Regions from separate parts of the Homo sapiens genome. Here region 2 is linked to region 1. A link is an interaction called in ENCODE POLR2A ChIA-PET data of the cell type or tissue named here. Cell type or tissue: Panc1. All regions are shown on one strand. Each heading gives the region's core, and the rest is flanking DNA. Links, peaks and the distances in the headings are about the cores only.

Region 1 (16,343 bases), core at 4,907-8,906:
GCTCACGCCTGTAATCCTAGCACTTTGGGAGGCCAAGGTGGGTGGATCATGAGGTCAGGAGATTGAGACCATCCTGACAAACACAGTGAAACCCCATCTCTACTAAAAATACAAAAAATTAGCCGGGTGTGGTGGCGGGTGCCTGTAGTCCCAGCTACTCAGGAGGCTAAGGCAGGGAGAATGGCGGGAACCCGGGAGGCCGAGCTTGCAGTGAGCCGTGATCATGCCACTGCACTCCATCCTGGGTGACAGAGTGAGACTCCGTCTCAAAAAATAAAAAATAAATCCATATGCAAAACATATGTTTTTATTTTTTATTTGTATGAACATGTGTTTTTAATTTTTATTTTTGGATATACCTAGGAATGGAATGGCTAAGTCAATGGTACATATATGTGGAACATTTTATGAATCTGTTGAATTACTTTTAAAGGTGTTTGTACAATTTTACATTCTAACCAGCACACACATTGGATTTTTTTTTTTTTTTTTTTGAGATGGAGTCTCGCTCTGTCGCCCAGGCCGGACTGCGGACTGCAGTGGCGCAATCTCGGCTCACTGCAAGCTCCGCTTCCCGGGTTCACGCCTCTCCTGCCTCAGCCTCCCGAGTAGCTGGGACTACAGGCGCCCGCTACCGCACCCGGCTAATTTTTTGTATTTTTAGTAGAGACGGGGTTTCACCTTGTTAGCCAGGATGGTCTCGATCTCCTGACCTCATGATCCACCCGCCTCGGCCTCCCAAAGTGCTGGGATTACAGGCGTGAGCCACCGCGCCCGGCCCACACATTGGATTTTGTCAAATGATCTTTCTACATTTATTGAGATGATCTTTTTGCTTATTTGTTAGTTAGTATGCTGAATTACATTGATTGATTTTCAAGTGTTAAACCAGCCTTGCATTCCTGAGATAAACTCCACTTGGTCATGAGGTATTATCTTTCTCATATATTTTTGGTTTCAATTGGTTAAATTTTTTTTTTTAATTTTGCTTATGAAGGAGTTTTGTCTGTAATTTTCTTTTCTTGTAATATTATTTTCTAATATTGATAATGGAGTAATTCTGGCCTCATAGAAGAAGTTGAGAAGCATTTCCTCCTTTTCAATTTTTGTAGAGACTTTGTGTTGAATTATTATTTCTTTCTTAAGTGTTTGGTAAACTTCACTCATGACGCCATCTGGGACTGGAGTTTTCTTGTTTGGAAGGTCTTTAACTACAAATTTAATTTGTTTATGAGATAATGGAATATTCAAGTTATTTTCTCTTAAGTAAGCTGTGATAGTTGGTGTCTTTCAAGGCATTTGTCCAGTTCATTTAAATTGTCAAATTTATTAGCATAAAATTGTTCAAATATTCATTTTAACCTCATTCCTGATATGGTAATTTCTTTCTTCTCTATTTCCTGATCAATTTTTCTAGATGTTTATCAATTTTATTGATTTTTTTAAAGGAACCAACTTTGGTTTCACTATTTTTTCTCCTTTCTTTTTTAAAAATCTCATTTATATCTATCTATCTATCTATATATTTTTTTTGAGATGGAATCTTGGTCTCTCGCCCAGACTGGAGTGCAGTGGCACCATCTTGGCTCACTGCAACCTCTGCCTCCCGGGTTCAAGTGATTCTCCTGCCTCAGCCTCCTGAGTAGCTGGGACTACAGGTGCATGCCACCATGCCCAGCTGATTTTTTGTGTTTTTAGTAGAGATGAGGTTTCACAGTGTTAGCCAGGATCATCTGGATCTTCTGACCTCATGATCCACCTGCCTCAGCCTCCCAAAGTGCTGGGATTACAGGCATGAGCCACCATGCCCGGCCTTATCTACTAAATCTATCATCTATGTGAATATTGGGTCAATTTTGATTGATTGATTTTTGTATTTATCATGGGTCATCCTTTCCTGCTTCTTTTCTTTCCTTAGAACTTTTGGTTGGATGCCAGATGTGATTTTTTACCTTGTTGATTTTTTTTAAGCCTATAGAACCTGTATTCCCAGGTGGTCTTCTATCTAATTGTTGGATAATTTTATATTCCTATAAATATTTAGCTTTGTTCCAAGTTATGCCTAAATTGCTCATAAATTTAGATTATTTTGGGTATGGCTTTAAAACTTGCTGAGCCAGGAGCAAAGCAATGTTTAACCTGGGACTAGCTTTTCCCCATTACTGTGGCAAACCCTTTCTTGCCATAGTATTTTAACTGATGTTGTATGAATTATGAAGTTTACCAATCTGGTTAGTGGGCACAGGTGAGTTTTTCAGCTCTATATAGGATTATGGAATTGTACTCATTAATATTTTGAGTTGTTTATTTATTTATTTTTAACCTGGCCTCAGGTAATTTTCTCACTTGCATGTGGTGGTCAGTACTCAGCTGAGCATCAAGGGTTACCCTCTGAAGATTTCCAGAGCTCCAGCTCTTTTCTTTCTGACAATTTGCCCTAGTGAATTCTGGTTGCTTTGAATTTCTCACACTCACCATTTTGTCTCCTCAACTCAGGGAGACTGTCGGGCTCCACTTGGCTTTTCCCTCCCTGTGCCAAGCTGGGAAGCTTTCCTTAGGTACAAAGCTGGGGAAACCACAGAGCGCACCTTATTTGTTTTCCATCTCTCAGGGATCATTGTCCTTTGTTGCCTGATGACCAAGGTTTTGTGAACATTCTTTCATAGGTTTGTTCAGTTTTTTAGTTGTTTCATGAAGAACAATAAATTCAGTTACTGTTATTTCATCTGGGCCAGAAACAGAGCTCTGTTCAGCATCTTTCAAAATACTATTCTTTAGAGGAAAGGATGACCTGAATAGGATAAACCCATTGGTAACATAATAGATTATATAAACTTGAGGGATGTTTCATAGGCTCTGTGGGACTTGGTGTCTAACTAAGCATGGGCAGTGAGACGAAGTTTCCTACCCTCACGCCCACAGGGCTACGTCGATGGCAATGCGATTTTCTGAGATTAGGAGTCCATGGGGAAGAGGTGAGTTGGGTGGATGAGTTCCAAGTTTGTACATGGCCTGTGGATAATTTAGATGGAAATGATCAGGAAGCAGGTAGAAATATGGATCTGGAGTTTAGGAGAGAGGGGATGGCTATCACTATAGATTCTGGAAAAAAAATCTTCCAGGATAGTGCTTAATTGAGGAGAACTTTTTTTTTTTTTTTTTTTTTTCTCACGGAGTTTCTTTCTTTCGCCCAAGCTGGAGTGAAATGGGGCGATCTTGGCTCATTGCAACCTCCACCCTCCGTGTTCAAGTGATTCTCCTGCCTCAGCCTCCTGGAGAGCTGGGATTATAGGCGTCCGCCACCATGCCTGGCTAATTTTTTTTTTTTTTTAATTTTTTTTGACGGAGTCTCGTTCTGTTCCCAGGCTGGAGTGCTGTGGTGCGATCTCAGCTCACTGCAACCTCTGCCTCCCGGGTTCAAGCGATTCTCTTGCCTCCGCCTTCTGAGTCGCTGGGACTACGGGTGCCCGCCACCACACCTGGCTAATTTTTGTATTTTTAGTAGAGACGGGGTTTCTCCATGTTGGCCAGGCTGGTCTCAAACTCCTGACCTCTGGTGATCCGCCTGCCTTGGCCTCCCAAAGTGCTGGGATTACTGGCGTGAGCCACTGTGCCCTGCCTGCCTGGCTAATTTTTGTATTTTTAGTAGAGATAAGGTTTCACCGTGTTGGCCAGGATCGTCTCAAACTCCTGACCTCAGGTGATTTGCCTGCCTTGGCCTCCCACAGCGCTGCGATTACAGGCGCGAGCCACCGCTCCCGGCCTGAAGAGAACCATTTACCTCAAATTTCACAAATAAATTAAATGTGAATAACTTGGTAATGGAAACAATTACTTCTGCTGTGAAAGAATTTATTACTGTTACCACTGGGCTCTACTTGCTGCTGCTGTGTGTGTGTGTGTGTGTGTGTGTGTGTGTGTGTATCCACTTTCATCTCCCCTAATAAATTTTAGATTGGCAAGAAACAAAAACACAAAAATGTCAACCCTAAAGACTAATGCTTTTATAATATCCTATCGTATGATACAAACTAGCATCTAGAACTTTGCCTTAAAATTGTTACAATAGCCGGGCGCAGTGGCTCCTGCCTGTAATCCCAGCACTTTGGGAGGCTGAGGCGGGCGGATCACGAGGTCAGGAGATTGAGACCATCCTAGCCAACGTGGTGAAACCCCGTCTCTATTAAAAATAGAAAAATTAGCCGGGCGTGGAGGCGCGTGCCTGTAACCTCAGCTACTCGGGAGGCTGAGGCAGGAGAATCGCTTGAACCCAGGAAGCGGAGGTTGCAGTGAGCCAAGATTGTGCCACTGCACTCCAGCCTGGGCGACAGAGCCAGACTCCGTCTCAAAGCAAAAAATTGTTATAATAAAGAGTAGGCTAATGTTCTGCTTTTCTGCTTTTCTCCCAGTTTCTTTTCTTTTCCCTTTCTTTCTTTCTTTCTTTCTTTCTTTCTTTCTTTCTTTCTTTCTTTCTTTCTTTCTTTCTTTCTTTCTTTCCCTTTCTTTCTTTCTTTCTCTTTCTTTCTTTCTTTTCTTTTCTTTTCTTTTCTTTTTTTTTTTTTGAGACAGATTCTTGCTCTGTTACCCAGGCTGGAGTGCAGTGGCACGATCTCAGCTCACTGCAACCTCCATCTCCTGGGTTCAAGCGATTCTCCTGCCTCGGCCTCCTGAGTAGCTGGGATTACAGGCATGAGCCACCGCGCACGGCTAATTTTTGTATTTTTAGCAGAGACGGGGTTTCTCCCTGTTGGCCAGGCTGGTCTCTAACTCCTAACCTCAGGTGATCTGCTGCCTCGGTCTCCCAAAGTGCTGGGATTATAGGCATGAGCCACCGCACCTGGCCTTTTCTCCCAGTTTCTTTTCTTTTTCTTTTTTTTGAGAGGGAGTCTCGCTCCAGGCTGGAGTGCAGTGGTGCAATCTCGGCTCACTGCAAGCTCCGCCTCCCAGGTTCACGCCATTCTCCTGCCTCAGCCTCCCAAGTAGCTGGGACTACAGGCACCCGCCACCACACCCGGCTAATTTTTTGTATTTTTAGTAGAGACGGGGTTTCACCGTGTTAGCCAGGATGGTTTCAATCTCCTGACCTCGTGATCCGTCCGTCTCGGCCTCCCAAAGTGCTGGGATTACAGGCGTAAGCCACCACGCCCGGCCTTTTCTCCCAGTTTCTAAAACTGCATGTTTGCACACCAATGTAACATACAACAAACATTTTATAAGACTACTAAAAAATGGCAGTTTGTTAAAGTCTTTGATATATCATGTAGCTCTTGAAGTCATTGGAATTAAATGATAAATGATACTATTGTTAATATAAGTCTTATGATATTAGTCAAAACTTTGCTCAAGTTGAAACTTTTGGTATTATAAATTCTCACTTTCAGTATTATATGTTTCTTCAGTCAGTGGTTTGAAACTTGGGTCAAAAAGATGAGAAAATGTAGGGTAAGATGTATTCATTAAAATAACAGTTCAACAATTTATGCAGAAATTAAATGTGTTTAATTTAGATTACATGAGAACTTGGGTCAGTGTATTTCTATTATTAGAAGAAAAATCCAGAACATAGTACCATATATTCCCAGGCCACAAGAGCCAAGGATCATCTTACATCAAGTCTGCCCTGGTCATGTGGAAAATGATCATGTTTAAGACCATTTTATATTTTTAGGGATACAAAAAACTAAATATAGCAGAAAGGTTGATAGTCAGTGCTAAATAATATTCCTACATCTCACTTAGCATGCAGTGCAACTGACCTTCATCAGACCAAGTTCCCCCAAAATCACAATAATCTTTGTGATAATTGGGGGATTTTAGTTACTGAATGAGGACAGAGCCGATATATTGTTCCTTCAGCTCAATAGTATCTCCGGAACTTATTTTTATTTTTATTTATTTTATTTTATCTTATTTTTGAGACAGTGTAGTCTTGCTCTGTTGCCCAGGCTGGAGTGCAGTGGTGCAATCTTGGCTCACTGCAACCTCTGCCTCCCGGGTTCAAGCGATTCTCCTGCCTCAGCCTCCTGAGTAGCTGGGATTACAGATGTGTGCCACCACACCTGGCTAATTTTTTGTACTTTTAGTAGAGATGGGGTTTCACCATATTGTCCAGGCTGGTTTCAAACTCCTGACCTCAGGTGATCTGCCCACCTTGACTTCCCAAAGTGCTGGGATTACAGGCGTGAGCCACCACGCCCGGCCTCTGGAGCTTATTTTTAAAGATTAATTGTAAAACTTTAACGTAGGAAATGCCCTTTTGTAAGCAAGTTTATATCTACCATTCAAATTTAATAATTAGACTGAAAATAAACCAAATCCACTTATAGAGAGAAGCTCGATCTTATTTACAAATGGAACTACAGTGTCAGGCTCAATGACTGCATTTTGGAAAACATACAACTTAGGAGGATGTTGATTTCTTCTTAATTGACTTTTTTTTTTTTTTTTGCTGGGGGGCTTCTCAGTACTTCTAAACTATCAGTGCATGGTCCATGCAATTAGATTTTTAGCAACACAATTCACAAGAAAACTTAATTCTATTTTCTAGTAATTCACTTATTCTTTAGTTAAAAAATATGGGTTTATCTCTTATATACTCACAGCAAAGTCATTATCTCATGAAGTACTACCTTTTTTTGAGAACTGAAACTACCCCTTTTACTGAAATTTTAATAATTTAATTCACTTTGGATAAAAGTTATTCTAAAATGTACTATATAGTTTCTGGTTCTTTATAATATCATTAAAAAATAAAAAATAAGTCTGGGTGTGGTGGCTCATGCCTGTTATCTATGCCTGTTATCTAAGCACTTTGGGAGGCTGACGTGAGAGGATCACTTGAGTCCAGGAGTTCAAGACCAGCCTGGGCAACACAGGGAGACTTTGTCTCTAAAATAATAAAAATAAATAGGCCATGCATGGTGTTGCACACCTGTAGTTCCAGCTACTCAGGAGGCTGAGGTGGGAGGATCATTTGAGTTCAGTAGGTCAAGGCTGCAGTGACCTATGATTGCATCACTGCACTGCAGCCTGGGTGACCAAGTGAGACTCTGTCTCAATAATTAAAAAAAAAAAAGCCCGGGTACAGTGGCTCACACCTGTAATCCCAGCACTTTGGGAGGCCAAGGTAGGTGGATCACGAGGTCAGGAGTTCGAGACCAGCTTGGTCAATATGGTGAAACCCTGTCTCTACTAAAAATACAAAAATTAGCCAGGCATAGTGGCCTGTTTCTGTAGTTCAAGCTCCTCGGAAGGCTGAGTTAGGAGAATCACTTGAACCCGGGAGGTGGAGGTTGCAGTGAGCTGACACGCACTACTGCACTCTAGCCTGGGAGACAGAGAGAGAGTCTGTCTCAAAAAAATAAATTAAAATAAAATAATAATAAAACAAGTTCCTGAACCCCTGCCATATGAAAACTGATTCTATTTTTGTATTTTCTCAGACCTTGTGCCATATGGATGCAGTTGTAAAATAGAAATTATTTTAAAATACAATCGATATGATTTAATTACTGCAGAGTGGTTCCAGACATTGAATACTGTCTTAGTCCCTTTTCTGCTGCTATAACAGAATGCCACAGACCGAGTAATTTATAGAGAAAACATTATTTGGCTCATGGTTCTAGAGACTGGGAAGTCCAAGAGCATGGTGCTGACAGCTAGTGAGGTCTTTCTTGCTGCTTTATCCCATAGTGGAAAACATCACATGGTGAGCAGGCTCTCATCATGGAGAAGGGATATGGGGCCAAACTCATCCTTTTCTCAGGGGCCCACTCCCATGATAACTAATCCACTCCTGTGATAGTGGCATTCATTAATTCACTTATAAGGCATACCCTTATGACCTAATCATTTCTTAAAGGCGCCACTTCCCAACACTGTTACGGTGGCAATTAAATTTTCACGTGAGTTTTGAAGGGGATATTTAAAACCATAGCAAATATGAACACTATTTTTTAACAGGGCCTCTGATTTTTATTACAATTATGATATTACATTGGGAATACTACAAACACTATGGATTTTAATTCCAACAAGGCATTTGACAAGTCTCTTGGGATGGATAGACTTCTGGGCAAAATAAAAAAAAAATGTTGGTAAGATGAGAGTTCATTGGTGTATTCATAACTGCAGAAATGACCACAAGAGTCTGAAATTTCAAAATTAAAATAACATTGTATGCTTTCCCTTGATTAAAAAGATAACATAGGCTCGCCATAGACATTTTGGAAAACATAGCTAAGTACAAAAAAGAAAATGAAAGTCACAAGCAAACCCAAACCCAAACCCACATCTAACCACTCTTTTTTTTTTTTTTTTTTGAGACAGAGTCTCGCTCTATTGCCCAGGCTGGAGTGCGGTGGTGCGATCTTGGCTCACTGCAAGCTCCACCTCCCAGGTTCATGCCATTCGCCTGCCTCAGCCTCCTGAGTAGCTGGAACTACAGGCGCCTGCCATCACGCCCGGCTAATTTTTTGTATTTTTAGTAGAGACGGGGTTTCACCGTGTTAGCCAGGATGGTCTGGATCTCCTGACCTCATGATCCGCTTGCCTCGGCCTCCCAAAGTGCTGGGATTACAGGCGTGAGCCACCGCACCCGGTCCATAACCACTCTTAACATTTTTGTAGATATATTAATATTCTATTAAGTCATACGTTTCTCTTTTGGGTAAAAATTTTTTCTCTTAGTACATTCATGAATGTATTTTCATGTTACTAGTCATTCTTCCACAACATCATTTTAAATAAATGCATAGTTTTATCAGGTATAGGTACCCTAATATATTTAGCAAATCCTCTGTAGTTTTTCCTTTTTTTGGTTATTTAAATTAGGACTATATATTGACTTTTTCAAAGACCTTTTCAACACCTGTTAAGGTGATCAAATGGCTTTTCTCCTTTAACTTTTTGTCATGGTAAAATATTTTTGATGTCAAATCATTTTTGCATTTCTGGAAATCCCCTTATTTGGTTCTGGTGTTAATTATAGTTTGTTTTACTTATAGAAATTTCAAACATACTCCAGAGTCTAGAGAATGACATAGTGAATCCTATGTAACCTACGCCCAAATTCAGTAATTATCACTACTCTTGTTTCATCTGTTCTCTCCCTCTTCCCTTTTTGGTTGAGTATTTTAAAGCAAATCCTAGAAATCTACCATTTTACCCCTAAAATCAGAACTTTTAATTAATTAATTTATTATTTTAGGCAGAGTCTTTCTGTCACCCAGGCTGGAGTGTAGCGGCGCGATCTTGGCTCACTGCAACCTCCGCTTCCCGGGTTCAAGTGATTCTCCTGCCTCAATTTCCTGAGTAGCTCGGATTACAGGTGCGCACCATCATGCCCAGCTAATTTTTGTATTTTTAGTAGAGATGGGGTTTCACCATGTTGGCCAGGCTGGTCTCGAACTCCTGACCTCAGGTGATCCGCCCACCTGGGCCTCCCAAAGTGCTGCGATTACAAGCGTGAGCCACTGCACCCTGCCAAAATCCTAACTTTTTAAGCACAAGCACACAATGCCATTATCACATGTAGCAAAAGTGCCAATTAATAATCATCTTGGCCGGGCGCGGTGGCTCGCGCCTGTAATTCCAGCACTTTGGGAGGCCGAGGCGGGCAGATCACGAGGTCAGGAGATCGTGAGGTCAGGAGATCAAGTAGCTGTAGTCCCAGGTACTCTGGAGGCTGAGGCAGGAGAATGGGGTGAACCCTCGGGGGCGGAGCCTACAGTGAGCCGAGGTCGCACCACTGCACTCCAACCTGGGCGACAGTGAGACTCTGTCTCAAAAAAAAAATAAAAATAAAAATAAAAATAATCTCATAGGGTCACGATTAATGACCTAAGTTCAATTTTCTCCAATTGGCTCAAATATTGTTTCTTTTTTTGTGTGTGAATTGTTGGTTTAAAGCAGTCTCTTAATCAACAACAGCTCTCTCTTTTCATTTTTTTCATGCTTTGTTGAAGAAATGGGGTCACTCGGTGCATCTCCTATATTCAAGAGTTGGTTGATTGCATCTTTGTGGTTATAAATGCATCCCTTCTCCCCTGCATTTCCTATTACTTGGCGGTTAGACCTAGAGGCCTGATTAGATTAAAGTTCAAGACTATTCCATGCATGGTTCTGTATCGTTGATTTTGTACCACATGACAAGGCACATAAAATTTGGTTATCCTACTTTTAGTGATCTCAGTATTGATAAGTGATTTCAGGTGTTAGAGTCGGATCCAGCCATTATAATGTTTCCTAATTGTGTATCATTTTAATCTGTAGCATTAGATTTGATTGATCACATTTTATATAGGCTTTTTTTTTTTTTTTTTTGAGACTGAGTCTTGCTCTGTCGCCCAGGCTGGAGTGCAGTGGCGCAATCTCGGCTCACTGCAAGCTCCGCCTCCTGGGTTCACGCCATTCTCCTGCCTCAGCCTCCCAAGTAGCTGGGACTACAGGCACCCGCCACCTCGCCTGGCTAATTTTTTTGTATTTTTAGTAGAGATGAGGTTTCACCGTGTTAGCCAGGATGGTCTCGATCTCCTGACCTTGTGATCTACCTGCCTCGGCCTCCCAAAGTGCTGGGATTACAGGCGTGAGCCACCGTGCCCAGCCACATTTTATATAGGCTTTTAAAAACATTTACAGTCCATAAGTAAGCTAATTCTCTTGCTTTTTTTCTGTGCATTATTTTAATAGCTAAAGGCAACAGGATTAAAGAGTAGGGAATCCAAAGAGGGTGGTACTTTGATGTTAGGCTACCTGGTTACCATCTCAGAAGGCCTTCATCACCTTTTTTGAGATAGGCATAAAGCTCTAGTTCCTTAGGGGGAAACTGGCAAAAATACCATCAGAATCAGAGCAGATGCCCATCCCAAGAATGAGGAGCACAATTTGGAGGGATGTTAAATGTGCAGGCAGCCCTTCATTCTCCAGGTAGTCACCGGGATCTTGATTTCCAGAGCTGGTTAGTATCAAGAGACTCTGAGGGGAACACTGCAAGAACCCTCTCTGCAGTCTGACTGCGAGAGCCGTCATCCTATCCAGAAACATAAAGGTGCATTTCTTTCTTTCTAGATCACAAAGAGTTAATCATTTTGAACTGGTTGTTGTTTCAGGACTTCAACAGTTCACCATTTTTTTCTCACTGCTTCCTGTCTGGAGATTTGTTTTTTTCTTTGCGAGTAGATAATTTAAGAAATAGTTCTCATTGCCAGAAGGCTGACTCCTTGACAGGAAAGACATTAAATTTTATGCAAATCTGTGTGTGTGTGCTTTATCATGCACTTGGGTTTATCTTGGCAGTTGACATCCTAATGCTCAAAGGGAGTTGTGAGATGGCTTTCAGAAGCATGGTCTCTAGGGTTATGGGACACATAAAATCAGTGGGCAGCCTTTCCCACTATCTTCCCTTTCCCTCATTCTGTTTTTGACCTGGGCCTCTAGATTCGAGATCATTCCTTATCTTATTGCTAAAATCCTGATGCTTTGGGTAATGCGCTTTAAGAATGTTTTAAACCTCTGCCAACAACTTTATCCTGACTATCCAGGCAGGTTCATTACTGAGGTTAGTTTAAGATCTGGTTTCAAAGCCTGCCTTTCTTTGTTCAATCATTACTTGCTAAACATTTATTGAACCCTCCTTGTGCTAGGTCCTGGCTAATGCTGGGAAAACACCAAGCTGAAGAAGACATGTTTCCTGCCCTCCAGCAAAGAGATAGAGTCCAAGCAAATAACTACAACAGATGTGAACGCGGAAGCACAAAGGAAGAAGCTAATGCTTCCTGGGAGAGGTGACATTTCTTCTGGGTTTCGATACTTCTTCTAGTCCTCTCACATCTTAAATCTCCATTCTCAGTATTCTCAGTGGAGCATTTTATTCTGCTTCTATGATTTGGGGCAAAAAGAAGAGAATCTATTTGATAAAGTACTTCTAGAAAGACTGGCAGAAAAGACTCTGAAAGACTTTCTCAGGAGTAAGAAACAACACAACTTTCTTAATATTCCTGTGCTGTTTTCACATGCAAAAAATACTTTCCCCCTCCTACCTCATCGGTAGGGCAATGGACAAAATGGCTTTTCTTATAGTAAATAGCATGTTCCATGTAAGACGAGGCCATGATCTCCCTTTTTTGCACTTCAAAATATTTTAAAATTGCTGGATTATTTTTTCCTCTCCATTCTTCCTTCTGTGGCTTGACAATTACTAAAGCTGGTATGATTGATAACACGACTCAAGTTAGAGGAAGTCTTTTTTTTCTTGAGATGGAGTCTGGCTCTGTCTCCCAGGTTGGAGTGCAGCGACTGCGAACTCGGCTCACTGCAAACTAGAGGAGGCCTTTTTTTTTTTAAATCAAAGAGCCTCTTTTAAAATTATAACCCATTGGGAATATGCTGTGGGGAGGTCTCTCACAGCAGTGTGAAAGAGCACATTATCTTTTTTTTTTTTTTTTTGAGACGGAGTCTCGCTCTGTCACCCAGGCTGGAGTGCAGTGACGCGATCTGGGCTCACTGCAAGCTCTGCCTCCCGGGTTCACGCCATTCTCCTGCCTCAGCCTCCCAAGTAGCTGGGACTACAGGCGCCCGCCACCACGCCAGGCTAATTTTTTGTATTTTTAGTCGAGACGGGGTTTCACCGTGTTAGCCAGGATGATCTCGATCTTCTGACCTCGTGATCCGCCCGTCTCAGCCTCCCAAAGTGCTGGAATTACAGGCGTGAGCCACTGCACCCGGCAAGAGCACATTATCTTGTATGTGCCTGTAGCCCATCTGCAGACATGAAACCCAAGTCCCTGTTCTCCCAAGTGCAATGGAAACATCTCCTCTCCTGCGGATGAACTGAATAAGGGATAGTGAAGCATATTTTTAAATGTTTGCTATTGCTCGTTAGCCACAGTAGGAATTTCAATACCAGTGGCAGTGGGATCCCTCATTTTATTGTAGATGCCTTTTTTCATTTCAGCTTACAAAGCTTCCCTCCGTTGGAGGGTGGGGGCCGCAGAAATAAAATGGAAGGCAAAGGGGGGATGCGCTGCGATTTTTCTGCTCATTGTCTCATTTTGAAACTGCCCCAACTGTATAGAACTTCTAGGAAGCCCGTACATGTCGGCACATTCCCGGGGAAGAATGCTTCTCTTAGGAGCCAGTGCCTTAAGAAGTTTCTTCCGTGTTGCACTGGCATGCATGTCTGCTTAAATCGCCACTCTCCTCATGACATTTGGCAGGACTAGGAAGTTCACGTGTCAGTCCCGCTATTGGCCCACGTGACCCCATCCCCAAAGACAGGCAGTGAACCCCTGTGTTTTTATGCCATATGAACTGAGAAGTAGACGCATTCTGTGTAATGGATACACACTGAGGCTGCAATTTTTGAAAAGTCATTGTTTTGACTTCCCTATATTCACATCGAATAACGCTTTTAGTCTTTGCCCTCAGTACTCTAGAAGGGGCTATATAGCCTGTTTTTGTATTTGTGGGAAAAAGACTAGAAGCTGGGCAAAATGCCACCAGGAAGACTAACATGGCGACGTGATCCCAAGGGAAACTGAGGTCTCACACTGTCCAGCAACAGAAGGAGGTTGAATTCTGGAGGAGGTTTAATTTTTTAAAAACTCAAACTAATAAAAGATGTTCACAAATATTAAATATTTTTATTTGGACTCTGTGTGTATTTTAAATTTTTTATTATCAACATAAAAAATATATGCTGGTATCTGTTGAGATCCAGTTAGGAAAAGAGAAACCATACTGGATGTTTTAAACAGAGGCGGGTAAATACAAGGAATTACTAGCCTGAAAAAAAAAAAGGATAGCGAACTAACCAAGAGATTATGAAAATCATAAGTAGCTACCATCCCTACAGCTATGAGGAGCCACTGCCTCAGACTGGGGTTTGGGGAGAGGCCGTGGCTTAGTTGTTATTGAGGCTGCTAAGAGGGTGTCACACAGCTGTGCCCAGTCACTGAGAGCACCTGCCCAGCTGGCTGAAGCCTCTGCAGAGGTGCCTCATGGCTATGCTAGAAACTGTGTGGGCTTCTAGGAGGCCACTGTGCAGCTGATGTCCAGACCCAGAGGGGATTTGGCCTGGCCATCCTCGGGGTGCCAAAAGATGCTAGAGGCTTTGCTGTGTCTGTGCTGGAGAGATGCTGACGATGGCCAAAGGCAGGAAAAGTATCTCCTCTCCCCTTCTCCCTTTCATAGTTCCCTCAATGCCTCTCACTGGCAGAATTTAACTGGCGAAAGTTGGTAAAAAGAGTCTTAGAAATGTGGTTCGCGGCCAGGCATGGTGGCTCACACTTGTAATCCCAGCACTTTAGGAGGCCGAGGCAGGCGGATCACCTGAGATCAGGAGTTCGAGGCTAGCCTGGCCAACATGGTGAAACCCCATTTCTACTAAAAAATACAAAAATTAGCCAGGCGTGGTGGCACGCACCTGTAGTCCCAGCTACTCGGGAGGCTGAGGCAGGAGAATCGCTTGAGCTCGGGAGGTGGAGGTTGCAGTGAGCCAAGAGCACCAGCTTGGGCGACAGAGCAAGACTGTCTATAAAAAGAAAAGAAATATGGTTCTCATATCCCTAACCCCAGCATCACAGAGCACTGTGTAGAAGCTGCATCTGGGGCTGAGAGGCGGTAGGTGAATAAGCATCACAGATCCTCCCGTTGGGTACCAAGCATCCACATATCATCCTCTACCCATTTGAAAACTTCTCTACTGCAGCAATAGTAACTTCATGCTTCTGGTAGCAAGTTGTAACTTCCCTTTGAAAACATGCTTTCAACTTCTACCCCTAAAATGGAGTTACAAATCTCTTAACACTCTTCACATTCATCTCTGGGTGATGTTAATTATTGTTTTTATTCATAAGAGAATATATATATATATATAGTGTATATACATTTATATACTCTTTATATATTATAAAGTTAATTATCACCAACAGTGTTTATATAAAATATTTGAAAGTTAGGAGGAAAAAAAGAAGAGAAACAAATGAAGACAAAAGTATTCGTATCCACTACTTTATTTCTGGAACTGGTCACAAAGCCACAGTTAATATTTATAAATTCCTTTTTCTACTACCTATTCTACATTTCCCTTGCCTTCCGCCAGCTGGTCAGTATTCTTTATCTAGTGAAGTGACCCGGAAGGGTCTGAGGTTTTTTCAGCCCCCCACCTTTATTTTTTTTTATTTATTTTTATTTTTGAGATGGGGGCTCACTCTGTCACCAGGCTGGAGAACAGTGGCGCAATCTCAGCTCACTGCAAACTCCGCCTCCCGGGTTCAAGCCATTCTCCTGCCTCAGCCTCCTGAGTACTTGGGATTACAAGCGCACATCACCACGCCTGGCTAATTTTTGTATTTTTAGTAGAGGCAGGGTTTCACCAGGTTGGCCAGGCTGGTCTCAAACTCCTGACCCCAAATGATTCACCCACCTCGGCCTCCCAAAGTGCTGGGATTGCAGGCGTGTCCCACTGCATCCAGCCCAAAGCCCTGTCTTTATCAGGCATAAAAAATGACAGAGATGCCTTAGAGAGTCCCTTCAGCTCCAGATCTAGTATGCCCCGGCCACACTGTGCAGCAGCCAATACAGCTAAACAGAAGCAATCACCCCAACCAGTGCAGTAACCTCTTCCTTTGTCTGTTCGTTCAGTGACACAAGGAACTGAAATTGCCAGATGGTAATCTCAACTTCCAATTCAATAGAACAATTGTTGTTTCCCTGCTAGAATCATTCTTCCTTTAGGAACCAAGCTCTCTAACAAGTGGAACACAAAGCTATGGGAATAGGAAGCAAAAATTCTATAAGTGGGTTATTGGGAGGAACAGTGAGAGCAACTATTGTCATTTTTACCTCTTTATTTCCAGAACCATAGATTCTGGCTATGGGGAAAGAAGCACCACGTATTGGTCACAGTTTTAAGTGCATATACTGCATCTCGTAGGATAGTGATTTCACCCCACAGATGTTCTCTCAACTGAGTCGTTAGGAGACCATTCTACCTTTTCTCTGAGGCCAGATCCTTTTTTTTTTTTTTTTTTTTTGAGACAGAGTCTCACTCTGTCACTCAGGCTGGAGTGTAGTGGAAGCTGTCTCGGCTCGCTGCAACCTCCACCTTGTGGGTTCAAGTGATTCTCCTGCCTTAGCCTCCCATGTAGCTGGGATTACAGGCATGCACCACCATGCCTGGCTAATTTTTTGTATTTTTAGTAGTGACGGGGTCTCACCATGTTGGCCAGCCTGGTCTCGAACTCCTGACCTCAGGTGATCCACCTGCCTTGGCCTCCCAAAGTGCTGGGATTACAGGCGTAAGCCACCACACCCAACCGAGGCCAGATCTTTCTAAGAGTTAG
Region 2 (16,343 bases), core at 5,980-9,979, 56 kb before region 1:
CACCACGCTTGGCTAATTTTTTATATTTTTAGTAGAGATGGGGTTTCACTGTGTTAGCCAAGATGGTCTGGATCTCCTGACCTCGTGATCCACCCGCCTTGGCCTCTCAAAGTGCTAGGATTACAGGTATGAGCCACCTTGCCCAGCTGGTTAGTGCTTTTTGTGTATTATGTGAGAAAATATTCAAGGTTCTTTTTCCGCAGTTGTTTGGAGATGTGGATATTCAGTTCTTTCAGCAATTTTGTTGAAAAGACAAACTGACCTTTCTCTTTTGAATTACTTTAGCACCTTTGTAAAAAAATGAACTGACTATATATTTGTGGGCCTATTTCTGGACTTCTCATTTTGATTCATTAATCCCATATGCCCATCTTTACACCAATATTAGACTTTTGCTTTGTAGTCTTTTTGTTTGTTTGTTTTTGTTTGAGACGGAGTTTTGCTTTTTGTCACCCAGGCTGGAATGCAGGGCGTAATGTGATCTCTGCTCACTGCAACCTCTGCCTCCTGGGTTCAAGTGATTCTCCTGCCTCAGCCTCTCAAGTAGCTGGAATTACAGGCGCATACCACCATGCCCAGCTAATTTTTTGTTTTTAGTAGAGATGGGGTTTCACCACGTTGGTCAGGCTGGTCTCGAGCTCCTGACCTCAACTGATCTGCCCACCTCAGCCTCCCAAAGTGCTGGGATTACAGGTGTGAGCCACCACACCCAGCTACTTTTGCTTTGTAGTAGATCTTGAAATCAGGTGGTATTAGTCCTCTAATTTTTTTGTTTTTGAAAATGACTATTTTCTGGCGATACTTGGTCTTTAGCATTTTAGTATAAATTTAAAAATCAGCTTGTCAATTTATGCAAAAACATCTTCTCAGGTTTTGATTGAGATTGCTCTAAATCTATAAGTAACTTTGGGGAGAATTAACATCATATCAATATTTAATCTTGCAAGTCATGAACATGGTGTACCTCTCCGTTTATTTAGGATTTCTCTAATCCCCTTTCAGCAATGTTTTATAGTTTTCAGTATATAGGTCTTACAAATACTTTTAGGTTTTCTTTCTTTCTTTTTTTTTTTTTTTTTGAGACGGAGTCTCGCTCTGTCGCCCAAGCTGGAGTGCAGGGGCACAATCTCGGCTCACTGCAAGCTCCACCTCCCATGTTCACGTCATTCTCTTGCCTCAGTCTCCCGAGTAGCTGGGACTACAGGCACCCGCCACCACACCTGGCTAATTTTTTGTATTTTTTGTAGAGATGGGGTTTCACCGTGTTAGCCAGGATGGTCTCGATCTCCTGACCTCATGATCCACCCGCCTCGGCCTCCCAAAGTGCTGGGATTACAGGCATGAACCACCAGGCCCGGCCGACACTTTTAAGTATTTTATGTGTTTTGGTGCCATTTGAAATGGTTTTATTTACTTTTTATTTTCTAATTACTTGTTGCTAGTATGTATAAATACATATGAATTTAGTATATCAACCTGTATTTTGCTACTTTGCCAAATTAACTTATGAGTTCTATTAATTAAAAAAAAATTCCTTCAGATTTCCTAAATACCTGATTGTGTCATCTGCAAATAGGCAGTTTTACCTACTCCTTTTCAATCCATATGCTTTTTTATTTTCTTCGCCTTATTTTATTACCAAGCTAGAACCCCCAGTACACTGTTGACTAGAAATTTCAGAATTGTCATCTTAGCCTTCTTTACAAACCTGGAGAGAACAATACATCTTTTATCATTAAGTTTAATATGTTACCTGAGGGCTTTTACAAATGTTCTCATCAAATTTATGAAGTTACCTTCTCTTCCCAGTTTACTGAATTATTATTTTGAAATCATGAATAGGTATTGAATTTTGTCAGTTCTTATTTTACATCTATTGATAGGATCATAGTTTTCCTCCTATGTTCTACAACCTGATTTTCAATTTTTAAATATTGTATTCATTGTATAAATGTCACTTGTATTTCTTTGCAATTTTGAAATGTACTTCTTAGCTATAGGTTTTGTGTTTATATTCATAAGGAATATTGTTTTCTTTTTGAGTAATATTTTATCATGTTTATCAGGTTTTGGTATCATGGTAATGCTTATAAAATGAGTGGGAGGATTGAATAAGAGTAATGTTTATAAGATGAGATTTGTGTAAGATTAGCATTATTTCTTCCTTAAGTGTTTGATAGAATTCACCAGTAACGTCATTTGGACTCAGAGTTCTGTTTGTGGGAAGGTTTTGTGTTACAAATTAAATTTCTTTAATAGATAAAAGGTGTATTCAGCTTTTTTCTATCTTCCTGTATCGGTTTTGGCAGTTTGTTTTCTTCAAGGAATTTTTCCATTTCCTCTAGGTTGTCAAATTTGTAGGCATACTGATTCTCGCAGTATTCTGTTATTATCCTTTAAATGTCTGTAGGATTTGTAGTAATGTCCAATCTTTCATTTCCAATGTCAAAACCTGTCTCCTCTCTTCCCTCTCCTCCCCTCTCTCTCTAGTCCATTCATGAGTTCATTACTTTTTTTGTTTGTTTGTTTAAGATGAGTCTTGCTCTGTCACCCAGGCTGGAGTGCAGTGGTGTGATCTTGGCTCACTGCAACCTCTGCCTCCCGGGTTCAAGCAATTCTCTGCCTCAGCCTCCCGAGTGGCTGGGATCACAGGTGCCCACCACCACGCCCGGCTAATTTTTTTGTATTTTTAGTAGAGACGGGGTTTCACCATCTTGGCCAGGCTGGTCTTGAACTCCTGACCTTGTGATCCACCTGCCTCGGCCTCCCAAAGTGCTGGGATTACAGGCATGAGCCACCGTGCCCGGCGAGTTCATTACTTTTACTGATTTCTTTAAATTCCAGCTTTTGGTTTTGTGGATTTTAAAAAAATATTTTTCTGTTTTCTAGTTCATTGATATCTGTTCTTATCTTTATTTTTTGAGGCGGAGTTTCCCTCTTGGTGCCCAGGCTGGAGTGCAATGGCGTGATCTCAGCTCACCACAACCTCTGCCTCCCGGGTTCAAGTGATTCTCCTGCCTCAGCCTCCTGAGTAGCTGGGATTACAGGCATGTGCCACCACGCCTGGCTAATTTTATATTTTTAGTAGAAACAGGGTTTCTCCATGTTGGTCAGGCTGGTCTTGAACTCCTGACCTCAGGTGATCCGCCTGCCTTGGCCTCCCAAAGTGCTGGGATTACAGGTGTCAGCCACTGCACCTGGCCTCTCTCTCTCTTTTTTTTCAGAGGTGGTATCTTGCCCTATCACCCAGGCTTGAGTGCAGTGGCACAATCATAGCTCACTGCCGCTTTGACCTCCTGGGCTTAAGTGTCCTCATGCCTCGGCCTACTGAGTAGCTAGGACTACAGGGATGTGCCACCATGGCTGGCTAATTTTCCCTTTTTTTTTTTTTTTAGAGACAGGGTCTTGTATGTTGCCTAGGTTGGTCTCGAACTCCTGGCCTCAAGTAATCCTCCCCCGTTAGCCTCCTAAAGTACTGGGATTACAGGCATGAGCTACTGCGCTTGACTTATTTTCTCTCTTTTAAGTTTCATTTCGTCTTCTTTTTTTAGCTTCATAAGGTGGAATATTGGATTATTGTTCTAAAGCCTCACTTTTTAATATACTTAAAGCTGTATATTTCTCCTTTGTCATTCATTTTACTTTATTTTATTTATTTATTTTTGGTTTTTTGTAGAGATGGGGTTACCCAGGCTGGTCTCAAACTCTGGGCCTTAAACGATCCTCCCACTTCAACCTCCCAAAGTTGTGGGATTACAGGCGTGAGCTACCGCACCTGGCTCCTACTCACTGATTTAGCTACATCCTAAACAGTTTTATATACTACGCTTTTATTATAATTCAGTTTAAATACCTCTCGATTTTCCCTTGCAATTTCTTATTTGACTCCTAAATTATCTGGAAGTATGTTATTTAATTTGCAAATATTTGGGAATATTCCACATATGTTTTTTGTTGTTATTTTATAGTTTAATTCCATTGTGGTCAGAGAACATACTTTGTGTGATTTCATTCCTTTTAACATTTATTGAGATGTGTCTTGTGACCCAGTATAGGCTCTTTTGTGGTGAACAAACCAGAAGCCCTTATAAAGAATGCCTGTTCTACAGTTGTTGGGTATAATGTTCAACTTTGTCACGGTGATTAATTCTGTTGTTCAAGTCTTCTCTGTCTTTACTATATACTTACCCTTTATCATTACTTACTTCCTACTTGTTGCATCACAAGTGAGCTGGAAGTGTTGACACTGACTATAATTGTGGATTTATGAGATGCATACACATTTAATTTTATGTCTTCTTTATGTATATGAATTAACTCTATGTCATTATGAAATTTCCTCCCTCCCTCTCTCCCTTCCTTTCTTTCTTGACAGAGTTTCACTCTTGTTGCTCAGGCTGGAGTGCAATGGCATGATCTCAGCTCACTGCAACCTCCGCCAGGTTCAAGCGATTCTCCTGCCTCAGCCTCCCGAGTAGCTGCGACTATAGGCAGTCACCACCATGCCCTGATACTTTTTTTTTTTTTGTATTTAGTAGAGACGGGGTTTTACCACGTTAGTCAGGCTGGTCTCAAACTCCTAACCTCAGATGATCCACTTGCCTCTGCCTTGAAATTTATTTCTTTATCTCTGATAATATTTCTGTCTGAAATTTACTTCGTGTAACATAAAAATAGCCATTCTCATTTTTGTATGTTTAGTATTTGCATATTTATCACGTTCCAATTTTTTACTTTTAATCTCTCTGCTTGATATACTGAAACATTTATGTAAGTAATTGTAATCAATACTTTTTACAAATGTTTATCAATACTTTTTATAAAAGTATTGATAAGATACATTTTATTTAAAAAATACCAACTTCCTTCTTGTTTTCTATTTATACCATTGGTTTTTAATTCCTTTTTTCCTCTTTTTCTCCTTGTGAATTAATTAAGGATATTTTAGTTTTCCATTTAATATTCTCTGCTGGCTTATTGTCTTTTTTTTCTTTTGTAAAGTTTGTTTTAATGTTTGCCATATTCATCTTCAACTTCTCACAATCATCCTTTATTCTTTATTTATTTTTTGAGACGGAGTCTCACTCACTTTGTTGCCCAGGCTGGAGCACAATGGTGTGATCTTGGCTTGCTGCAACCTCCGCCTCCTGGTTTCAAGCAATTCTCTTGCCTCAGCCTCCCTAGTAGCTGGGATTATAGGCGTGCACCACTACTTTCGCCTAGGTTTTGTGTTTTTAGTAGAGACGGGGTTTCACCCTGTTGGCCAGGCCGCTCTTGAACTCCTGACCTCCAGTGATTCACCTGCCTTGGCCTTTTCTTCTTCTTATGTTCTTCCTTGTATTATATATAATGGCTTTGTAATGTGTCAACTTGGCTAGGTGGAATTGTTTTCCAGAAATTCCTTCCTTTTGTGTTTCTGGTTATGTGGAACATAAGAGATATTTGGAGTGAGGTTTGGAAGGGAGAAGTTAAGCAGCAGCCATACTGCTTTTATTTTCAGGAGGTCATGCAAAGACACCAGGTGTAGTTGCAGCTCATACATGTTGTCACTTATCTGCTGGCTTACCTTGTTGGACTGGGCCAACAGACAGGCATTCAATGCCCTACTTCCTTTACCCCTGGTCCTCTTTTCAGTTTCTCTGACTCTTGGTCAACTATGTGTTTAGGTCCCTGACAAAGGGTGCCACTTTTTTTTTTTTTTTTGTGATGAACTCTTTTTGCCCAGGCTGGAGTGCAATGGCGCGATCTCGGCTCACCACAACCTCCACCTCCCAGGTTAAAGCAATTCTCCTGCCTCAGCTTCCCGAGTTGCTGGGATTACAGGTATGTGCCGCCATGCCCGGCTAATTTTGTATTTCTAATAGAGACAGGGTTTCTCCATGTTGGTTAGGCTGGTCTCGAACTCCCGACCTCAAGTGATCCACCCTCCTCAGCCTCCCAAAGTGCCTGGATTACAGTTGTGAGCCACCATGCCTGGCCCGGGTGCCAACTTCTTTTGCAGAAAACTCTTCATTAACTTTGGAGGTGCAGAGTGACTGGTCTAACTTCTAGTTCATCTAGATTGTAATTGTGAGTTCCAATTAGTCTTTACTCCCCACACCCCAGTATTTTTTTTCCAATGGCTTTCCTGCAGACTTCAAGTTCCAGTGCCAGACATAAAGACAACAGCCTTAGAGGATTATTTAGCTAGCTGCCCATAATACTTAAGGTTATTTCCCTAAAATAAAGTGTAAGCTTCAAAATGTGTATTAGTTATCTACTGCTGGATAACAAATTAGATCAAAACTTAGTGGCTGAAAACAATAGACTTTTTTTTTTTTTTGGAGATGGAGTCTTGCTTTGTTGCCCAGGATGGAGTGCATTGGTACAATCACAGCTCACTGCGGCCTTGAACTCCTAGGCTCAAGGGATCCTCACGCTTCAGCTTCCTGAGTAGCTGGGAGTACAGGTGCCTGCCACTCTGCCTGGCTAATTTTAACAATTTTTTGTAGAGATGGGGTCTTGCCACCTTTCCCAGTCTGGTCTCAAACTCCTGGGCTTAAGCAATCCTCCTGCCTCAGCCTCCCAAACTGCTGGGATTACAGGCCTGAGCCACTGTGCCCAGCCACAATAGACATTTTTTAAAAAATCACAGTTTCTATGGGGTTGGGAAATTGCAAGTGGCTTAACTGAGCATTTGTACCTTGGGGCCTATCATGAGATTTCAGTCAAGATTGCAGTCATCGGCTGGGCGTGGTGGCTCACGCTTGTAATCCCAACACTTTGGGAGGCCGAGGCAGGTGGATCACGAGGTCAGGAGATCAAGACCATCCTGGCCATCATGGTGAAACCCCGTCTCTACTAAAAAAATACAAAAAAATTAGCCGGGCGTGGTGGTGGGCACCTGTAGTCCCAGCTACTCAAGAGGCTGAGGCCGGAGAATGGCGTGAACCTGGGAGGCGGAGCTTGCAGTGAGCTGAGATCGCGCCTCTGCACTCCAGCCTGGGCCACAGAGCGAGACTCCTTTGTTTCAAAAAAAAAAAAAAAGATTGTAGTCATCTGAAGGCTTTATTGCGGCTGGAAAAATTGCTTCTGAGTCGCTCAACTCACATGGCTGGCAAAATGGGGCCCATTATTGGTGAAAGGACTTAGTTCTTCTCCACAGGGATTACTCTACATAGCTAACTGAGTGTCCTCATGATATGGTGACAGCCTTCACCTTTAACAAGTATTTCAAAGAGAAAGCTAGAAACCATAGTGGTTTTTGCTTGTTGTTTATTTGTTTGTTTTTTGAGACAGGGTCTCTCTCTTGCACTCCACTTCAGGCTGGAGTGCAGTGGTGCGATCATAGTTCACTGTAGTCTCGATCTCCTGGGCTCAAGTGATCCTCTCACCTCAGCCTCCAGAGTATTTGGGACTACAGCTGTGTGCCACCATACCCAGCTAATTTTTAAAATCTTTGTTTTTAGTGAGATGAGGTATTGCTATGTTGCCCATGCTGGTCTCGAACTCCTGAGCTTCTGCCTTGGCCTCCCAAAGTACTAGGATTACAAGTGTGAACCACAGCACCTGGCCTAGTATCTCAAAGTTTTATCCTAGAGATGAGTGCCTGATTTATCTGCTCTCCTTTTTCCTTCTCTTCCTTTCCTCACTGTGGAGGTCTGGAGTCACTTCAGTCCCCTTCTTTCTCTAGCTCAACACTCATTACACTTAGACTCCAGGCAGCTTGTTCACTTTGGGAACTGAGGGAGAAAGCAGCAGTAGCTGCCCTTTACTAATTGTAGTAGGAAAAACTCTGACTCACATGGCTTATCGAAAACTCACAATTTAATGAATTACTCTGACAATTATGTTAAAGCTCCTCTACTTTTCATTTTTGTTGCCTCTGAGCTTAGAGCATACCTGGAATGGTTCTTTCTTGGGCAGGATGGAGTCTTGCTCTGTCGCCCAGGCCGGAGTGCAGTGGTGTGATCCCGGCTCACTGCAACCTCCACCTCCCAGGTTCAAGTGATTCTTCTGCCTTGCCTCCTGAGTAGCTGGGACTACAGGCACACACCACCATGCCCAGCTAATTTTTATACTTTTTTAGTAGAGATGGGGTTTCACCTTGTTGGCCAGGCTGGTCTCAAACTCCTGACCTCAAGTGATCCACCTGCCTTGGACTCCCAAAGTGCTAGGATTACAGGGTTGAGCCACCACACCTGGCCTATGTCTCTTATTTTTACAGTGGAGGTATACTCTTATTTGATTTTCCAGAATTCAATTAGATTATAGGGTAAAAATAAAAAAAAACAAGTTTTAAAATATGGCAGATGATTTTGCCTGTCAATCAACTCAGTGAGCTTTGTCCCAGAATGAGCATGTGCCTCTTGTAGTAAAAGCATTCTCCACATTTAGTGTGACAATAATGACTAAAGATAAAGATTTGTTTCTATAGCATGGCTTCTAAACATAAGCTAAGCATTTCATCAGGTGTTTAATCAAAGAAATATCAGTCTGTTCCAATGTTGAGGAAAAATCAGTTGTGCTGGATGCTTATGGCATGTGGCCTTATTCCCAAGAACTCTTCAAGGATATTTATTTATTTATTTTTGAGACATAGTCTCGCTCTGTTGCCCCGGCTGGAGTGCAGTGGTGCAATCTTGGCTTACCGCCACCTCCACCTCTGGGTTCAAGCAATTCTCCTGCCTCAGCCTCCTAAGTAGCTGGGATTACAGGCATGTGTCACCGCACCTAGCAAATTTTTGTATTTTTAGTAGAGACGGGGTTTCGCCTTGTTGTCCATACTAGTCTCAAACCCCTGACCTCAAGTGATCTGCCCACCTCAGCCTCCCAAAGTGTTGGGATTACAGGCATGAGCCACCACGCCCGGCCTATTCATTTGTTTTTAAAAATAGGTAATTGTGAAGTTTTCATAAAGATGATTGTGTTAGTTGGAAGACAGTGAAGTGTGCCAGGTAAATAACACAAATACCTTGAATGGAAATAGAAAAGATATAAGTTGCTACATCCAGACATCTATGTGGAGCAAAAGGCACAGCAGCAATCTCCCTGTTGGAGGGGACACTCACCTGGCTGCCCTCTCCCACAGAGGTGTCTTGCTGCTGGTGGTACCACCTGTTGATGGATAGAACTCTTTTTTTTTTTTTTTTTTTTTTGAGATTAAGTCTCGTCCTTGTCCCCCAAGCTAGAATGCAATGGCGCGATCTCGGCTCACTGCAACCTCCGCCTCCCGGGTTCAAGCGATTCTCCTGCCTCAGCCTGGGACTACAGGTGTCGTGCCACCATGCCCGGCTAATTTTTGTATTTTTAGTAGAGACAGGGTTTCACCATGTTGGCCAGGCTGGTCTTGAACTCCTGACCTCAGGTGATCCCCTCTCCTTGGCCTACCAAAGTGCTGGGATTACAGACATGAGCCACCGCTCCTGACCGATAGAAATTTTGAGGGTCCTTAAGAGCTCTTCTTGCCATTCTCTCAGAGGCTTTACTGCTTCTTGATCACTTTCAACTGTCCTGGATCCTTTGGTTACATTTCTAATGGTCACCAGATGCAAACTAACTCGTGACCACCCCAGCACATTCCTGAATGCTTACTCTCCGAAGAGGAGAATTGGAGATCAATTGCCCAGGGTTGTTTTTCCAGGTGTACTAACCCCCTAGCAGCCCCAGCTGGGCCTCCTGAAACTATTCCCAATGTAATACATGCAGAATGTACAACATTTTAAATGTACAAAAGAGCGCAGGGAAAATAAATACCTTAGTGCAAATTATAAACAATTTTTGCTTGTAAAATACAAATTCACTGAAATACTCTTCTGTTTCTGCTGTAGACTGGGTGGGTTTTTTGTTTTGTTTTGTTTTTAGTTATTGGCTATTTCCCTTTAATTTCACATCACTTTGTTTCTTCCTCAAATTTCTGGTCAGATGATGGTACATTTTTGTTTTTTTTTAAGCACAATTACCCTTACAAGATTACCCTTTATAAGAGAAATTTTTTTTCTTTTCTTTTCTTTTCTTTCTTTCTATCTCTTTCTTTTTCTTTCTCTCTCTCTCTTTTTTTTTTTTGAGACAAGGTTTCACTCTATTAATTTGGCTGGAGTGTAATCACGAAATCATGGCTCACTGCAGCCTCGACCTCCCTGGACTCAGGTGATCCTCCCACTTCAGCCTCTCCAGTAGCTGGGACTACAGGCACTTGCCACCATGCCTGGCTACTTTTTGTATATTTTGTAGAGACAGGGTTTTGCTATGTGGCCCAGGCTGGTCTTGAACTCCTGGGCTCAAGCAATCCACCTGCCTTGGCCTCCCAAAGTGCTGGGATTACAGACGTGAGCCACTGCGCCAGGCCAAGGGAAAATGTAAACTCTTTTTTTTTTTTTTTGGTAGGCTAAAGGGATTTGGGAGAGAAAGAATAGAAAGGTATATGTGTTTGGTCTGACACCTTGATCTAAACTTCATGTGCGTCTTTGGTTTTGCTGTTTTTGGTGTCTGGACTCCTAGTTTTTGGCTGTAGCACAAAGACTTTGGCTTGGGTTTCCCTCTCCATCTCTCCTTGCTTTTACTATTTCTGTTGGAATTCCTGCACTGGCTATCATCTCCGAACCTAATTTCTCTTCTTGGTATCGTGTTTAAAGTTGTTACTGACCTGTCCAATCCCCCAGGACTGGAGAGAGGAGCTGGGCAAGGCCTCTGCATGGCTCGTGGCGGTGGTAGCTGCCTCGAGAGCCCCCACTTGTCCCCCTCTCCCTTGCTCTCATCTGCGGCCACACAGTCTCCTTTCAGTGCCGTGAACTAAAACGTATGCCCGGTTTTGCTTCACAGGCTTTTTACATGCTTTCCTCTATGTCTAGAGCAGCCTCTTTTATACATTCTAACAGTTATTGCTTAGTCATGCTTTCCTCTATGTTTAGAGCAGCCTCTTTCATACATTCTAACACTTAGTTATTGCTTAGCCATTTTCAGGTCTCAGTTCTAATACCACATCCTCAAGAAGCTCTTCCCTGACTCCCTACATAATCCAGATCCCAGAGCATGTAGCATGTTTCTCAGGGAACTCATTACAGTTTGTAGTTATATTTATTTACATTATAGTTTAATTAATGCATGTCTTTTCTGAGACTACTAGACTCACAGTTATGTCCAAAGGATCATGTCTGTTTTGCTCATTACAATATCAGCTACTAGCACAGTGCCCATATGAATTGCTGAATGAGGAAGTAAAGTGCCAGTAAGTCTTCAATAATGTGGTTTCAATGAAGACATTGGAATGATAAATGAAACTGATCTTTAATTCTTCTTGGATTTCTGACATTAATAGTATTATAGGACAGATGCTTATATTTATAGCATAGAACAATACACATATAGCTATATATATCACAAAATGATTTATATTTACAGCACAGAAATTAGATTATGACAATTTTAATACACAACAACTTATAGATTTCTTAAAGTATAAATTTTGTCCTAGTAATACATATGTATATGTGTGTGTATATATATATACATATATATACACATATATATACATATATATATACACATATATATGTACACACACATTATATATATATACACACACATTATATATATATATACACATATATATATATATACACACACATATATATATATATATATTTTTTTTTTCTTGAGATGGAGTCTCACTCTGTCACCAGGCCGGAGTGCAGTGGCACAATCTCGGCTCACTGTAACCTCCGCCTCCCGGGTTCAAGCGATTTTCCTGCCTCAGCCTCCCAAGTAGCTGGGACTACAGGCGCACACCACCACGCCCAGCTAATTTTTGTATTTTTTTTTTAATAGAGACGGTGTTTCATCATGTTGGCCAGGATCTCTTGACCTCGTGATCCACCCACCTCAGCCTCCCAAAGTGCTGGGATTACAGGCGTGAGCCACCATGCCTGGCCGTGTGTATATATTTTTAAGACACAGTCTCACTTTGTCACCCAGGCTAGAGTGCAGTGGCTCATTGCAGCCTCAACTTCCCAGGCATAAGCAATCCTCTCACCTCAGCCTCCCAAGTAGCTGGGGCCACAGGTGTGTACCACCACCCCCGGCTAATTAAAAAAAGAAAAATTTTTTTTTTTTTGAGACCGAGTCCTGCTCTGTCACCCAGGCTGGAGTGCAGGGATCTCGGCTCACTGCAAACTCCACCTCCTGGGTTCACGCCATTCTCCTGCCTCAGCCTCACAGTAGCTGGGACTACAGGCGACCGCCACCACACCTGGCTAATTTTTTTTTTTTTGTATGTTTAGTAGAGACGGGGTTTCACCGTGTTAGCCAGAATGGTCTTGATCTCCTGACCTCGTGATCTGCCTGCCTTGGCCTCCCAAAGTGCTGGGATTACAGGTGTGAGCCACTGCGCCTGGCCAGAAAATTTTTTTTTTAGAGATGGGGTCTCACTATGTTGCCTAGGCTGGTCTTGAACTCCTGAGCTCAAATGATCCTCCTGTCTCAGCCTTTCAAAGTGCTGGGATTACAGGCATGAGGCACCCTGTCTGGCCTATTATTTTATTTAACAACCTCAACTCATATATAAGTCAGTGAATCCCTTTGTAAAAACATTATGAGATACTTTGTTTCCATTTTGTAGGCTTCATTAACAACACATAACATCAGTGTAAGTCATGATTCTTTAGGCAACAAGCATATGGCTACATTAAGTCAACTATTATTGATATAATAGATTCTATAAATTTAAATTAATCTGGATTTGCTTTATAAATATGTAGAATAGAACATTTCCTCCTGTGTTGTAGGCACAACATAGCAAACATGATCCATCTATATATCAGGTTGGTGCAAAAGTAATTTGCCATTAAAAGTTTTAACAGAGGCAGTGTCCTGCTATGTTGCCCAGGCTGGTCTCAAACTCCTGGCCCCAAGCAATCCTCCCATCTTGGCCTCCCAAAGTGCTGAGATTACAGGTGTGAGCCACTGCACTCAGCCTATATTGTTAAATAATTTTGTAATACTAAAAATCCTAAGTTATGTTGGTTAAGGTTTTTAGTTAAAAACAAGTAAGTCGGCCTGGCGCAGTGGCTCACGCCTGTAATCCCAGCACTCTGGGAGGCCGAGGTGGGTGGATCTCGAGGTCAGGAGATCAAGACCATCCTGGTTAACACGGTGTAACCCCGTCTCTACTAAAAATACAAAAAATTAGCTGGGAGAGGTGGCGGGCGCCTGTAGTCCCAGATACTCGGGAGGCTGAGGCAGGAGAATGGCGTGAACCCAGGAGGCACAGCTTGCAGTGAGCCGAGATCGTGCCACTGCACTCGAGCCTGGGCGACAGAGCGAGACTCCGTCTCAAAAAAAACAAAAAACAAAACAAAAACAAACAAACAAGTCGGCTGGGCGTGGTGGCTCACACCGTAATCCCAGCACTTTGGGAGGCCGAGGTGGGTGGATAACAAGGTCAGGAGTTCGAGACCAGCCTGACCAACATGGTGAAACCCTGTCTCTACTAAAAATACAAAAATTAGCCAGGCGTGGTGGCAGATGTCTGTAATCCCAACTACTCAGGAGGCTGAGGCAGGAGAATCACTTGAACCCAGGAGGCAGAGGTTGCAGTGAGCCGAGATCACACCACTGCACTCCAGCCTGGGTGACACAGCAAGAGTCCATCTCAAAAAACAAAAACAAAAACAAGTAAGTCTATTCTCACTAATTTAAGAGCAAATGGTAGTAAGTAAATCATATTATTAAGGTGACTGTAAGGCTCATCTGTTTAGTACAGTCCTGGTTTACCCTTGAAATTTTTAATAGCAGGCTGATGCAGTGGCTCATGCCTGTAATCCCAGCACTTTGGGAGGCCGAGGCAGGATGATCATTTGAGGTCATGCCAGGTGTGGTGGCATGCACCTGTAATCCTAGCTACCTGGGAGGCTGAGGTGGGACAAACACTTGTGCTCAGGAGTTCGAGGTTACGGTGAGCTGTGATTGTGCCACTGTACTCCAGCCTGGGTGACAGAGCAAGATTCTGTCTCTAAATTAAAAAAAAAAAATTATTCTATGGCCACACTGTGTGTCAAAGGATATGAAATAAAAATTTTATTAGTGGGCCATTCAGGAAATAGTGAGAAATGTCACTCCTATTTTCACTTCTTAGTGCCTAAGAAGTGCTCACTTGTTTTGGCCGTGGAAGAGAAAATACCACATATTGGTGGTTGTTTTAGAGCATATACTGTATTCTACAGGATGGTGTCTGAACTTTCTAAGATATTTCCCAATAGGCACCAAAACTAAATCTTCAGTAGGTCACTTCACTGTTTTATGAAGCCAACTGCTTCTGGTTAGAAATCTTAGTGCATCCTAAATGCTTCAACTCATTGTCCTAATCATTTTGCTATTCAGTAAGATCCCTGGTCAGAAGCAATGTTATGTAATTACAGTGACAGTGAGTAAAGCACTTGGTAAGTCTACAGATGGTGTTTCTGGGAGAAGCTTGGTAGACCAGGTAGACAAATGCATATCTAAAATATATTGATTTCAGCAGGGCTTGGTGGCTCACATGACGGAGTTTGGCTCTTGTTGCCCAGGCTGGAGTGCAATGGCACGATCTCGGCTCACCGCAACCTCCACCTCTCCAGTTCAAGTGACTCTCCTGCCTCAGCCTCTCAAGTAGCTGGGATTACAGGCGCAAAACACGACACCCAGCTAATTTTGCATTCTTAGTAGAGATGGGGTTTCTCCATGTTGGTCAGGCTGGTCTCGAACTCCCGACCTTAGGTGATCCGCCTGCCTCAACTTCCCAAAGTACTGCGATTAAAGGTGTGAGCCACCATGCCCGGCCCCTATATGAAGTCTTTTATCCCTCACCCACCTCCCAACCTCTGCATTCTGAGTCTCCAAAGTCCATTACACCACTCTGTATGTCTTTGCATACCTATAGCTTAGCTCCAACTTATAAGTGAGAACATACGGTATTTGGTTTTCCATTCCTGAGCTAGTTCACTTAGAATAGTGGCCTCCAGCTCCATTCAAATTGTTACAAAATACTTTATTATTATTATTTTTTATGGCTGAATAGTATTCCATGGTGTATACATACCACATTTTTTTTTTATCTGTTCATTGGTCTTGTCTAACCATCTATTGAAAATCTTTCGCACAACGCCAATCTATATGGGTCTTTACATGGGACACAACTATTCTTCAACTCTAGACTTAGGCTGAGGGGTTTTTGCTCCAGTTCTCTTTATCACCAATCCTCCAATCTTATTACTCCCAAGTCCCTAACTATCCAGTGACATTATTAGCTATTGGCTACAAATTAATGTTGACCTGCAACTCATCTTTCTTTCCAGATAAATGGATTGTGAGATGTACTATTTTAAGTTATGCCCATTGGGAATATTTATTTTTCTACACTGACCACCAGGTCACCCCTGAGTGGGACTGGCATGCTATGGCAGTGCACTTCTGCAAGTGGGGTTATTGAGCTACATTAAAAAGTGACAAAGAAATGCTGCTACATAATGTGGATGTAGAAAAATACTTCTATAGACGGGTGCGTGGCTCACGCCTGTAATCCCAGCACTTTGGGAGGCCAAGGTGGGTGGATCACGAGGTCATGAGATCGAGATCATCCTGGCTAATGCGGTGACACCCCATCTCTACTAAAAATACAAAAAATTGGCCGGGCTTGGTGGCATGCGCCTGTAGTCCCAGCTACTCGGGAGGCTGAGGCAAGAGAATCTCTTGAACCTGGGAGGTGGAGGTTACAGTGAGCCAAGATTGCACCACTGCACTCCAGCCTGGGAGACAGAGCAAGATTCTAAAAAAAAAAAAAAAAAGTCTCAAAAAAAAAAAAAAAAAGAAAGAAAGAAAGATAAGAAAGAAAAAGAAAAATACTTCTACAACACAGAGGTTCCTGTAGGGTGCTTCTTAGTATTGCCATGTGCTATGGAGTCAACAGTAAATTAAACTGGAATGTTTTTCTTCTCAGTCACCTGATCACAGGTATCTCTCTCTCTTATTTTTTTTTTGAGATGGAGTTTCACTTTGTCACCCAGGCTGGAGTGCAATGGCACGATCTTGGCTCACTGCAACCTCTGTCTCCCAGGTTCAAGCAATTCTCCTGCTTCAGCCTCCCGAGTAGCTGGGATTACAGGTCCCTGCCACCATGCCCAGCTAATTTTTGTATTTTTGGTAGAGACAGGGTTTCATCATGTTGGTCAGGCTGGTCTTGAACTCCTGACCTTAGGTGATCCACCCACGTCGGCCTCCCAAACTACTGGGTTTACAGGCTTAGCAATCTAAATGTTAATTTCATCCTACAAAATACCATCACAGGCCGGGTGTGGTGGCTCATGCCTGTAATCCCAGCACTTTGGGAGGCC

The links. ChIA-PET counts read pairs that join two places held together with the same protein. Peaks named below come from ENCODE experiments on the same cell type or tissue, not always from the same donor. Only the 100,000 strongest peaks of a DNase experiment are listed, where the experiment ranks them.
Region 2: POLR2A ChIA-PET joins it to region 1 with 6 read pairs; 2 of 35 experiments call an interaction of 5 or more read pairs at or near these places.

What each region holds. Positions count from the first base shown.
Region 1 is chr3:177,309,787-177,326,129 of GRCh38, forward strand. LINC00501 (long intergenic non-protein coding RNA 501) reads left to right here. Exons shown (of 2, transcript NR_047465.1): 2 at 11,643-13,649. Among named protein-coding and RNA genes, the nearest start is that of LINC00501, 24 kb to the left of the region's middle. RefSeq lists a silencer at 8,310-8,359. In Panc1, for the core only: no CTCF peak of the experiment used is centred there; no DNase peak of the experiment used is centred there; H3K27ac peaks cover 694 bases.
Region 2 is chr3:177,253,022-177,269,364 of GRCh38, forward strand. No RefSeq gene overlaps it. Among named protein-coding and RNA genes, the nearest start is that of LINC00501, 33 kb to the right of the region's middle. In Panc1, for the core only: no CTCF peak of the experiment used is centred there; no DNase peak of the experiment used is centred there; H3K27ac peaks cover 708 bases.